Regions from separate parts of the Homo sapiens genome. Here region 2 is linked to region 1. The links are chromatin contacts, found by Hi-C in ENCODE. All regions are on one chromosome and are shown on one strand. Each heading gives the region's core, a stretch centred on a gene start or an enhancer-like site at or near the end of the contact. The rest is flanking DNA. Distances are from core to core; before and after follow the strand shown.

What was found. A loop is a pair of places that touch in the nucleus more often than their neighbours do. Pooled maps may share reads with other maps.
Region 2: a map with no recorded cell type shows a loop between it and region 1 (5-fold over the local background). The contact joins two enhancer-like sites. A Hi-C loop is called at or near these places in 2 of 37 single-sample maps with no recorded cell type and 2 of 50 pooled maps.

The regions. Positions count from the first base shown.
Region 1 is chr3:100,043,380-100,049,358 of GRCh38, reverse strand. All of the region lies in intron 1 of CMSS1 (cms1 ribosomal small subunit homolog), which reads right to left. All of the region lies in intron 1 of FILIP1L (filamin A interacting protein 1 like), which reads left to right. Among named protein-coding and RNA genes, the nearest start is that of FILIP1L, 68 kb to the left of the region's middle. RefSeq lists an enhancer at 1,511-1,600. Within about 2 kb of position 2,183, at least 14 of the 41 ENCODE cell types and tissues checked have a DNase peak (open chromatin) inside an H3K27ac peak, as active enhancers do.
Region 2 is chr3:101,375,688-101,382,019 of GRCh38, reverse strand. The region is part of intron 6 of SENP7 (SUMO specific peptidase 7); the gene reads left to right. Among named protein-coding and RNA genes, the nearest start is that of IMPG2, 58 kb to the right of the region's middle. Within about 2 kb of position 1,904, at least 3 of the 41 ENCODE cell types and tissues checked have a DNase peak (open chromatin) inside an H3K27ac peak, as active enhancers do.

The sequences.
Region 1 (5,979 bases), core at 934-3,433:
GTAAGTTCGGTAAGACCCTAGGGTTTCATAACAAGCTAGAAGAGCAATAGTCTAACCTCTAATCTTTGTTGAGTATGCTCAAACCTCAAAAACAGATGATAAATGAAACAAGAGAACAGTTTATTTGTTACCATGATTTATTGCCACGTTTCTATAATGTAGAGAAGATATGTGTTCCCAAAGGTATAACTTCAAATAGTAAGGAGAGAAGGTAAAAGAAAAAACAAGGAAAGAGAACTGTTTGCAATTGTCAGACACAAATTTCTACAGTTTTTTTCCAGTTAAATTCAGACATCGACTTTGTTTCTGGCATAAAAATTTTATGCCCTTTTGTTTGCTATACTCTTTTATTCATATAAGATGTAATCCATTAGGTTTGAAAATAGACAATTGTGTGTGTGGTAACTTTAATTCCATGACACAAACAAAAGTGCTTTTCCATAACTGTCCAAGTCCATATTTAAGCAATCAGTCTAGGCCATCATATCAACCTTATATAATTCTGCACAACAGATTTTTTTTTAAAGAGTAAAATACAATTTTAGAAGCAGAAAGAAAATGTCCTAGGAGAAAAACCTAGGGCTAGTTAGGAAAATCTGGAATCCCAGTCTTTGTCCATGTACAGGGGCTGAGAAACATAAAACCCACCTGGACTTGATTGCTTCCTTTAGTGAGATGTTAACAGAGTGGAAATGATTCCTGATTTGGCTTTTATTTTCCCTCTCTAAATGGCAGTCCAAAAAAGTGGTGCAAGAATCACCTGGCACCTCAATTACCATGCTCAGTTTCTCCCCTGACACTGTGTGGTGGGTTGTGTCACAATAACTTTGCACCCACAGATATGGCTTCAGGGTGGGCTCTGACTGAGATGGAGTGAGCTCCGTGTCACAGCTTGCCTCGGTTAGCCACAGCTGCAGGGAAGAGCTGGCTCTACTCTTCCTCCTCTTTCCCCAACTCACCCCAAGCAAATGCTTCAAGCAGCTGCCATACTTGAGGGCTGGCAGTGCCGAAGGCTCTGAAGGTCTGGAAAGGGGAGAAATGAGGGGCCTCTGGGACTAAAGCATAACCAAATTAAGGGATAAACAAGTGAGTTAACTTTAAGTCTATTGCTAGTTTTCCTAGTAAAATAAAGACAGTGGAAGGATTTGGTCTGGACCTATCTGTCCCCTTCCCTGAGGGCTGTTCAGCAGAGCTTGGGACCTGGTCATTTGTGGGGCAAACAGGGCCAGAATGCAGGAAGACAATGCAAGCACAAGTGGACTTGGATTGTGGCTGTTTGGCCCCTATATGCCAGCTTGCCTGGGACAGTCCCTTACTACTAATTTAAACCCTTTCACTTTCACAAGCTATGGCCCAGTGTTTCTTAGGAGGGTATATTTACACTATAGGAGGGACAATTCGTTCTTTCATGAGTCTGCTCAACTCACCATAGAAAATTTGCCTACTAAGTGCCAGAAGCTACCTCCATCCTATCATTTTTCGCCCACCCTGTCATTTTGACAACCAAAAATGCCTTCCTTTTTTTTTTCAAATGCCTTCTGGGGAGAGCAGTGAGGCCCAGACGCACAGCCACTGAATGCCCTGTCAGTTAAAAGAGGAAGCAGAGGCTAAGAGAGGTGAAATGATTTGATTGAGGCTATAGCTAGACAGTGGCAGGGGCATTGTTTCTTGACTTCACATACAGTGAGGCTTCCAGAAGGACAAAACTCTACTGTCTCTTGACAGACACCTGCAGTTGAATCACTGTTTGCGGAGGCATAAACTGCAGGGAAAGAATTTACATGTGGTAATACCAGTGTTTTATTTGTGGCCACTTAATCATTCGCAGTCAGTAGCTTTATGACCCTCGCTGGTTTCAGAGGTTATGAATAATAATGGTATTCTTTAAGGAGGACATGATACTTTAGTTTTTTTAAACACATAGAATTTGGAGTTAAGTCATAAAAGCTTTCCAGAAAGGAAGAGGAGAGTTGTCATTAATTTTTAAATGCATGAAGCTTAAAGAGGGATTTACAATAATAGCATCAATAAATATGCTTTGGAAGCACCTTTTCTTCAAGGAATTCAAAACCTTTTTTTCTTCTAAAAATGTTTAAAGATATATTGTTCTCAAAAGAAGAAAATAACAACACTTCCCTCCGATAGTTTTTACTAGTTTCACTTCCTTAAAAGCATTTAATCCTGAAAATAACCCTAGAAAGGTAGGCAGAGAAAGTATTATACCCATTTTACCAACAAGGAAATTTAGGTTAGAAAACTTCAATGGCTAAACATTTAGCAGTTTTGGACCTTCAAAACCTGAGGACAATACCCTTTACATTTTATCTTGAAAACTCAAGTCGGGAGCACTGTTGATAGTCAATTATTATATTTACTTAAATAACAGCCTCTTTCTCCATGATTTAGGAGGAAATATTTTTTCCCTCTACCTAATTACTCATGGTCATTTGTTCTGCCTACCAACAGTAGTCCTGAACCATGGAAAATAGGAAAACTGGGTTACTTGGCCACTCACCACTCACTGAGCACTTACTATCTATTAGGCCCTGGCTGAGGTATTGAAGATACAAAGGCTAATCAGACCTGGCCTTATCAGGTTTGAAGGGTTCAAAACCATCTTGAGAGCATTTTGAGTATTTTTCTCACTTCTGTCAGCGCTGACTTATTTCTATTACCTGGAGCTGAGATGGCCAAGTGGTTGGTTGTGATTTTGCCCAGGCCAGGTCATTCCCTGTAATGACAACAGGACCCCTCTTTTGCTAACCTCTCTCCTCACAAAAACATCAACAACAACCAATTGTAACAACAATCCCAAATCCTGGGGGGAGTTGGGGAATTCTAGATTTATAATCTCTGTATATACAACAAGCTCTAGAGATAAAACTATGATCTACCAGTTAGGCTACTACTAGTAAACTTAAAAAAAAAAAAAGGTTGTTTACTTTCAGTGACAACTTTGAGAAATAGGTGAACAACCTGATACTTTTAACTACATTGCCAAATATAAAAATAATTCTGCAAATTCTGAATTTCCCTTTTTAAGACATGTCTGAGGCATAAGGAGGAGTGGACTATCTAGAATTAGGAATTTTCACAACTCTAAAGAAGTTACTGGATCCAAACGCTGGAATATCCTGGCCCTGATCAGTTTCAAGTATTCAGGATTAGATTCATAGAGTTATCAGTGCCCTGGGAAATTTGATGAGCCTGTTATTGAGAATACAGCTATTTAGCTGTGAAGCCTTGGGGGAAAACCAAGCAGTCATCATGTTACAATTCCTCACTATTCTCTTGCCTCTCCATACCCTTTCCTTAAAAAATAAACAAACAAAGCAAGCATGTGGCAAACATGTTTCCATTTTTCCACCAAGAATGCAGATGTGACAGCTTCTTCCCCTTCCCTTCTCTCATCCACCCCAGCTCCGCCTCCTCCCCCTTCCCCAGTGACCTCATCCCTGCGCAGAAAGGACACCAGCTGCAGGGAGGGTCAGACTCCACCAAGTGGGATCATTATCATCATTAGGAATGCCAAGAAGCCCAGAAGGCCTTGCTGACATGTGCAATGTGTTACAGCTTTCTGTGGTTTCCCCACATTCACAGCAAAGCTGCCGTCTGGAAATGTAAAGGCTTTGCCTTCCTAAAAATAATGTTACCAGAAGAATATTTAGACAGATATTTCTCAACAAATCAATCAGTCACTGCAGCAGCAATAATGAGAACCCACCAAGATGAAGAACCTGGGGGCAGCCTCAGAAATCATTTGGGTCCAAATGTCCCATTTAAGATAAATGAAGTCCCCTGATTTTTCAGGGGGAGAATTATAGGAGGTGTTTGCGAGAGGAGGGATGCCTGGGAATTAAAAATTACAAAAAAAAAATTCTAACACAGCAGCACAATGAAAGCTAATGGTTTTATCTCGATTTTATACACATATTTTCACAGATTTATGTTCATTCCTTTATTCACTCTTTTCCACTCTCCTCTTTGTCAATTAGTGCTAACTCAGAGAATAAGGCTGTGAGATTTTCCTAGACATAGTAATAATGGCAATTACCATATATTGAGTGCTTACTATGAGCTAGATACTGTGCTATGTGCTGTACGCATCCCTTTCAACCTCTTTGCACAGCTAGATCATTACTTCCAAGTTATAGATGCAACAACTAAGGCTTCGAGAGGTCATATTCGCAGCTTTAAATATAATCTATAAACTGTTATCCAATTTATATTTCTAGCCTACATCTCTTGTGAGCGCCAGATCTGTTTTTACAATTACCTGCATACCATCTCCCCTTGGATATATCACAAGCATCTCAGATCAAACATGTTCCAAACTGAGCTTAGGATCTAGTCCTCTCTACGCCCAGGCTAGACTCTCCTCTAAATGTTCTTAACTTCAGGAAACAGCACCTCATATCAGAAAAATGGAAGTCATCAGAGACACTACTATTCTGCAATGTCACCAAAGCAGAGAGCCACTAGTCCTGTCAGCTCTACCTCCTAAATCTGTTTTGGAGCCATTAACCACTCCATTGACTGCCACCATCATCTCTCACCTGAAAAATGGCACCAGCCTTTTTCACATTGGTTTCCTTCTCTCATCTACTGTGTGATGAGGTACAATAATCAGAGTGATTTAAATACAAATCAAGTTTTTACCTCATTAAAAAAATCTTTCAATGGTTACTCATTGCTCTTAGAAAAGACCAAGATTCTTGCCAGTGCCTATAAGGCCCTGTATAATCTGGCTTCACTACCTCTGTATCTTTCTACTTCCCTCTCTTTCACTGGGCTCTAGTCTAGCTTGACTTTTTTCAGTTCCTCTTTTGTCTCAAGTTCCTTCCTGACTTGGGTTCTTGGAGCAAGCTGTCCTTTAGCCTGTGATGCTCTTGTATACTCTGTTTGGCTAACTCCTACTCATTCTTTGAGCCTCAGCTTACCTATTGTTTCAAAAATAGTTTTCACTGCCCCCCTTGACAGATTACCCCTGTGTTACTTCTTTATACTATGATGTAAATACTTATTTAAATATTTATTTTTCACTGGTTTCCCTAACTAGAATATAAACTTCATTAGGGCAAAGACCATGTCAATCTTGTAAACAACTGCATCGCTTGTGCCCATCACAATGCCTGGCACATAGAAGACGCTCAATCAAAATTTGTTAAATGAATAAACGAGGCAAGTAACTGGCTCAAGGTCACAGGATTTGAACCCAAATCTCAATGTGTCTTGTTCTAAAGCACATTCCCTTTTAAAATCTTGCAAAGCAGGACAGAGTTTGTCATAGAAATATGGTATATACACCCAATGAACTACTAGCTAGCCTTCAAACAGAAGGAAATTCTGTCCTTCCAACAACGTGGATGGAACTGGAGGACATCATGCTAAGTGAAATAAGCTAGGCACAGAAAGACAAGTATGTATGATCTCATTTCTATGTAGAATCTAAAAAGCTGATCTCTATTGCACTGCATAATGACTACAGTTATTCAAAATAACATACTGCATATTTCAAAATTGCTAAAAGGATAGATTTTTAATGTTCTTGTCACAATAAAATAAGTTGGTGAGGTGATGGATATGTTAACTAGCTTGATTGATTCTTTCTATAATGTATACAGAGATTAAAATATCACATTGTATCCCCTAAATATACACAATTTTTTGTCATTTTGTAAAAAAAGTTTTAAAAAATAAATTCAACATATCATAATCACCTTCCAGGGATGTAAATTTCTCAAGTCTCCATGTCCTAACTGACTCAAATGGATGGCTAGTTAGATGGTTAAAAGGAATAAAGTCTGGGAGTATGGTAGGATGGGGTGGAGCCTGTCTCCCACAGCAAATGAGACATAATAAATACCTACTGGCCTGCAAAAGTAGTCAAAAATAGAGAAGTGAGAGTATGGATGAGGGAAAAGAGACCTTAGAGACTGCTGAGCTGCTATAAGCCTCAAGAAAATGAGATTCAAGAAC
Region 2 (6,332 bases), core at 655-3,154, 1.3 Mb before region 1:
AAGCTTTTAAATGGAAGTGGAGGAGGTTTCATTTTTATTAATGTATTCCAGCTCTGTCATAGTTTCCTATATTCATGTCAGTTGATTTTCTTTTTAAGCTTTCCTTTGGTAATTTGGTAATGACAATAATCCACATAAACACTAAAGAAGATACTCTATTTTGAGATCATTTTCCCCTGTTAACTTAAAATTTCTCTTCTATGTTTTATGTCATAAATTTTCTTCTGACTAGCAATTTGAAAAACACTGATACAAATAGTGCATATATCCTAAGTTCAACTCCTTTATGCTAGAAACATTAGTCAGTTTTGAATAAAATTACTAATAATGATACTCATTTGCACGGTTAACTCTTGAACATTTGCATTATATGGTTATCACTCTTTTCAAAATAATATTTCATTATTATCTATATGTAATTTATGTAAACATTTAAACTTTTTCCTAATTTGAACAATAATGCATATTTATATTAAGAGATATATAGAAAAGTATGAAATTGATATTACCCATAATCCATTCCTCAATAATAAGCATTGATAATATTTTGATATGCTTTCATCTAAATATTTTTCTGGATTAAATGATTATAATCATGAAAAATAGTGTTATTTTTATTCATTTCACACTATCCTCTTTTGATATTAATCTTTACTTTAGGCCTATGAGATAGATAGGAGAGCAGTTAATATTTCTATTTTATAAATGTGGAAACTTTTTGAGGTTCAAAGAGATTAAGTGGCAGAGGTAGAACTATAACACAGGTCTAATATATATGAGATGCATTTAAGTTAAAAAACATAATGTTAAAATAAACACCCAAATGTTCACCTTCTATTAAAAAATAGACTATTATCAGCATCACCGAAGCCTTCTGTGTTCCCCACTTTGCCCATTCTGTCCCATTCCCATGCATTCGCCTTAGAATTAACCACTTTTCTGAATTTTAAGTTTTATATAATTGTGAACTTTAGAAAAATGATTCAGGTTACTGAACAATATGTATTACATGGCATGCATTTTTTTTGCCTAACATTTTTGTGAGATTCATTCATGTTGATGCATAGAGCTAGAGATCATCCAGTTTTACTTATGTATTTATTGTATTAATATTAAAAATAGATCTACCTACTTTTTATTGATGGAGTTTGGATTGTATCCAGTTTTTTTTCTCTCATAAACAATGCTCCTTTGGACATTTTCATTTTATATGTGTTGCCAGTAAATAGTATGTATCTGGATACTTCTCTTTTTACATTCAGTCTACATTTATTTTTAACTATAAGGCATAGTCTGTTTATATTTTATACTACTATTTTTCTTTATGCTTTTTATTTGGTCTGCTTGACTTTTTTTCCTTTCTTGTATTTTTTTTTTTTTTAGAGATAGGTCTTGCTATGTTGCCCAGGCTGGAGTGCAGTGGCTATTTACAGGCATGATTATAGTGCACTACAGCCTTGAACTCCTGGCCTCAAGTCAGCCTTCGAAGTAGCACACTATAGGTGTGCACCACTGTGCCCCACCCATTCTTGTATTTTAAAAATTAGTTATGTTTTGTTTTGTGTGTGTGTGTGGGGGGGGGGGCGGTGGTTTGCTTTACGTTCTAGAAGATTTAGACTCTTTCTATTTTTAAATAGTTTTCTATAAATTATAATATACTTGATAGACCTATCAAAGTCCAAAGTTAATTAGTATCTGTGTTCTCATTTTGAATAATAGGGACTTTAATCTATTTTAAGTACATTCACATTATTGTACAACCATTACCACCATTCATTTTCAGAACTTTTTTCATTTTTACCAAACTGAAACTCTGTATCTATGAAACAGGAACTCCTCATTCCTCTCTCCCCCTAAACCCTGACAGCCACCATTCTACTTTCAGTTTCTATGATTTATTTCATGACCCTAAGTACCTTAAATAAGTGGAATCACAGTATTTGTCCTTTGCTAACTGACTTATCTCGCTTAGCATAGTGTCTTAAAAGTTCATCTATGTTGCAGCATGTGTCAGAATGTTCTTCCTTTTTAAGGCTGACTATATTCCATTTTATGTATCAACTAAATTTTGTTCTATTCATCTGTTGATAGATAGTGGTGTTGCTTCTACATTTTGGCTATTGTGTGTAATGCCATTATGAACATGGGTGTTCAGTGTGTGTTTGTATCTCTCCTTTAAGTTCTTTTGGGTATATATCCAGAAGTAGAAGTGCTGGATCATATGGCAATCTATTTTTAGCTTTTTGAGGAAACATCATACTATTATTCATAGTGGCTGCACCATGTTACATTGCCACCAGCAGTGCACAAGGGTTCCAGTTACTCCATATCTCGCCAATACTTGTTTTCGTTTTTTTGATAATAACCATCCTAATGCATGTGAGGTGGAATCTCATTGTGATTTTGATTTTCATTTTCCTAATGAATAGTGATATTGAACATCTTTTCGTGTTGTTGGCCATTTATATGTCTTCTTTAGAGAAATGTTTATTCAAGTACTTTGCCTGCTTTTGAATTGGATTTTTTTTGTAAGTTGTAGGATTTCTTTATATATTCTGGATACTGATCCCTTAATAGATATGGGATTTGCAAATATTTCGTCTCATTCTGTGGGTTGCCTTTTTACTCTGATGAAGTCTACGTAATCTGTTTCTTTAGTTGACTGTGCTTTTGTTGTCATATTCAGAAATGTTAACAAATCTAATGTGAAGATTTTCCCCTATGTTTTCTTCCAAGAATTTTCAAAATAGCTTTATGCCTTATGCTTAGGTCTCTGATCCATTTTGTGTTAATTATTGTATATGGTGTTAGGTAAGGGTACAGATTCATTGTTTTGCATGTGGCTATTCAGTTTTTCCAGCATCATTTGTTGAAAAGGCTGCCCTTTCCTCATTGAATGGTCTTGGTACCCTTGTTGAAAATCATTTGACCATGTATTTGAGGGTTTATTTCTGGGATCTCTATTCTGTTCTGTTGGTTTATGTGTCTGTTTTTATACTAGTACCACACTGTTTTGATTACCGTAGCTTTACAGAAAGTTTTGAAATCAGAGAGTATTAATCCTGCAACTTTGTACTTTATTTATTTATTGGTAGGTTTTTTTTCTCTGAACACTTAAAAGATTTCACTCCACAGTGTTCTTACTTGCATGGTTTCTGAGAAATGAGATACAATTCTTGTCTTTGTTTTTCTATAGTTAAGGGCTTATTTTTTTCTGGATTTTATTAACTGTTTTTAAATCTTTGATTTTTTTGCAGTTTAATATGATATGCCTAGGTGTTATTTTTTGGGCATTTATTCTCTTTGGTGTTCTCTGAACTTGCCAGTCTGTGATTTGGTGTCTGACATTAATTTGGGGAAATTCTCATGCATTATTGCTTTGCATTTTTCCTCTGTTTCTTTACCTCTTTCTTCTTATGATATTCCCATTATGCCTATGCTACACCTATTGTAGTTGTCCCACATTTCTTCAATATTCTGTTACGGGTTTTTTTAGTCTTTTTTTCTCTTTGCTTTCCTGTGTTGGAATTTTCTATTTCTATATACTCAAGTTCAGAGATTCTTTCCTTTTCCATATCCTGTCTACTAGTGAGCCCATCCAAGGCATTGTTCATTTCTGTTACAGTGTTTTGATCTTTAGTATTTCTTTTTCATTCTTCATTACACTTTCTCTCTGCTAACATTGCCCATAAGTGCTTATATGCTGTATACTTTATCTGTTGATCATATTTGTTTTAAATTCCTAATCTGATAATTCAACATCTCTGACATGTCTGGTTCTGGTTCTGATACTTGTTGTCAAACTGTGGTTTTTTTTCTTTTAGAGTGGCTTTTAATTTTCTTTTTGTTTTTTGTTTTTTTTTGGATAGTTGGACATGACGTACTAGATAAAAGCAACTACTGTAAATAGACCTTTAGGAATGTGGTGGTAAGATGTGAGAGGAAGAAAAGCATTCTGTAGTCCTGTTAGGTTTCAGTCTTTTAACCCATTTATGCTTAGTGTTCTATTACTGGAACGCTAGGCATGTGGAAGTTATTTATATCCTACTGCTAAAGGTTATCACCAAGCTGTGATTGCAAAAATTCAAAAAATTGCAACCTCAGGCGTTAATGAGCCTTTGTCCTTGGCCTGTTAACTTTACAAGTGCTTCTCATTCTCTTCTGAATGCTTTGGTGCAACAGCATACCTGGAATATAATGAAGTTAGATATTTCCCTTCTCCCACATGGAAAGCTAGATGGTCTTGGAATTGTGTATTTTCCTTGCTTTTCCTCACACAGAATGCTAGACGGAGCTAGAGTTGGGTATTTTTTATTTCCCCTGCTTGATTAGGCTCTAAAAAATAACTCATAGTTTAGGCTCTGGTGAAATAGTTTTTCTTGAGGGCAGGCCTTGTTAAGAACAGAATGCTCTGATATATTTGAAAATGTTTTCCTTCCTCTGCTGAACCATGAGGGGATTTTTCTGATATTCACTGTGAGAACCTGGTTGAACTCCTGGAGATAAAACTCACAAAAGTGTGCGACCCCCTTTATGACTAAGTCCTCTGGGATTTTTAACTCTTAGACTTATGTACACTGAACCCTCAGCAATTTGTCAATTGCAGTTTAGGTCTTCATACTCCAATAGTAGTTACTGGGACTGTTTCTGCTTGTGGGTTTTTGCTTTAGTAAGTTGCGATTCTCTGTATTCACCTGGCTGTCTTTCTCCCATTTTGGGGGCAGCCATTCATCCTGTGACTTCACTTTTCTGTCACGTCCAGGAAGAGTTGTTGATTTTTCAGTTTTACCCGTTAGGATAGATAACTTCCAAGCTCCTTTCATGTTGGACTGGGAACTCCTGTGTATTGCACTTCGTTTGATGCAGTTTTGGGTTTAATTTCTCTTTTTTATTTTGATGCTCTTAGTTTATCATTTATTAAAAGTTTACCATGTATGTGGTTGAATCCGATCATATTTTTCTCTATAATTTCTTTACTTCCATTCTCAAGAAATTCTTCTTCCACAAGGCTAATAAATATAGTGTTTTTCTTCTGATGGTTGTTTAAAAAAAATCTTACAACTTTTAGTCATTAGCATATGATAGTTCATTTTACCTTAGAGTATTGGATGTAGTTCTGAATTCTTTTTTTTCTCTGTTGTTACCCAGTTAGTCCACTACAACTGAATTTGAAAGCTTTGTTTCCCAGCTTTGTTTCAAATTCTTCTGTTTTTTTTTCTTTTTGCATTTTTTTAAATTATACTTTAAGTTTTAGGGTACATGTGCACAACGTGCAGGTTTGTTACATATGTATACATGTGCCATGTTGGTGTGCTGCACCCATTAACTCGTCATTTAACATTAGGTGTATCTCCTAATGCTATCCCTCCCCGCTCCCCCCACCCCACAACAGTCCCCAGAGTGTGATATTCCCCTTCCTGTGTCCATGTGTTCTCATTGTTCAATTCCCACCTATGAGTGAGAACATGCGGTGTTTGGTTTTTTGCTGTTTGCCAGCCATTTCTTATATACTAGTCTGTAATACTATACTTTACTTGTTGATGTTACTCTGTATTATGTTTTATTATGAAATTAGTAGAACTAGTTCTCCTATTCCCTTCATTTATTGTATATTTTAATACCTTTTTTGTATTTTAAAGATTGTAATAGAATATCAGTAACCTAAAAATTGCCATTTTAACCATTTTTAAGTGTACAGTTCACTGCCATTAAGTACAGTCACATATTTGTGCAGCCATCACCACCATTCTTTTCCAGGACTTTTTCCATCTTCCCAAACTGAAACTCTGTATCTATTAAACTCTAACTCCCTATTTTTCCCTTCTTCCAGTCCCTGGCAATCACCATTCTACTTTCTGCCTGTATGAATTTGACTATTCTAAATATGTCATCATATGAATGGAATATCAGTATTTGTCTTTTAGTTAGTGGCTTATTTTTTCTTAGCATAATGTCCTCAAAGTTCATCCATATTGTTGTGCAACCATTATCACAACTTTTTCATCTCAAGCAGAAACTGTGTTACCATTAAATAATAATTCCCCATTCTCCCCTCTCCTAATCCCCTAGTAGCCTCTAATCTACTTTCTGTCTCTGTGAATTTGTCTATTTTAGTTACCTCTTTAAGTGGAATCACACAATATTTGTCCTTTTGTGTTTGGCTGAGTTTACTTAGCATAATGTGTTCAAAGTTCATTCATGTAGCACTTATCACAAGTTCATTCCTTTTTATGGCCCAATAATATTTTATTGTATGAATATACCACATTTTGTTTTTCTTTTCATTTCTTGATGGACCCTAAGGTTGTTTTCACCTTTTGGCTATTGTGAAT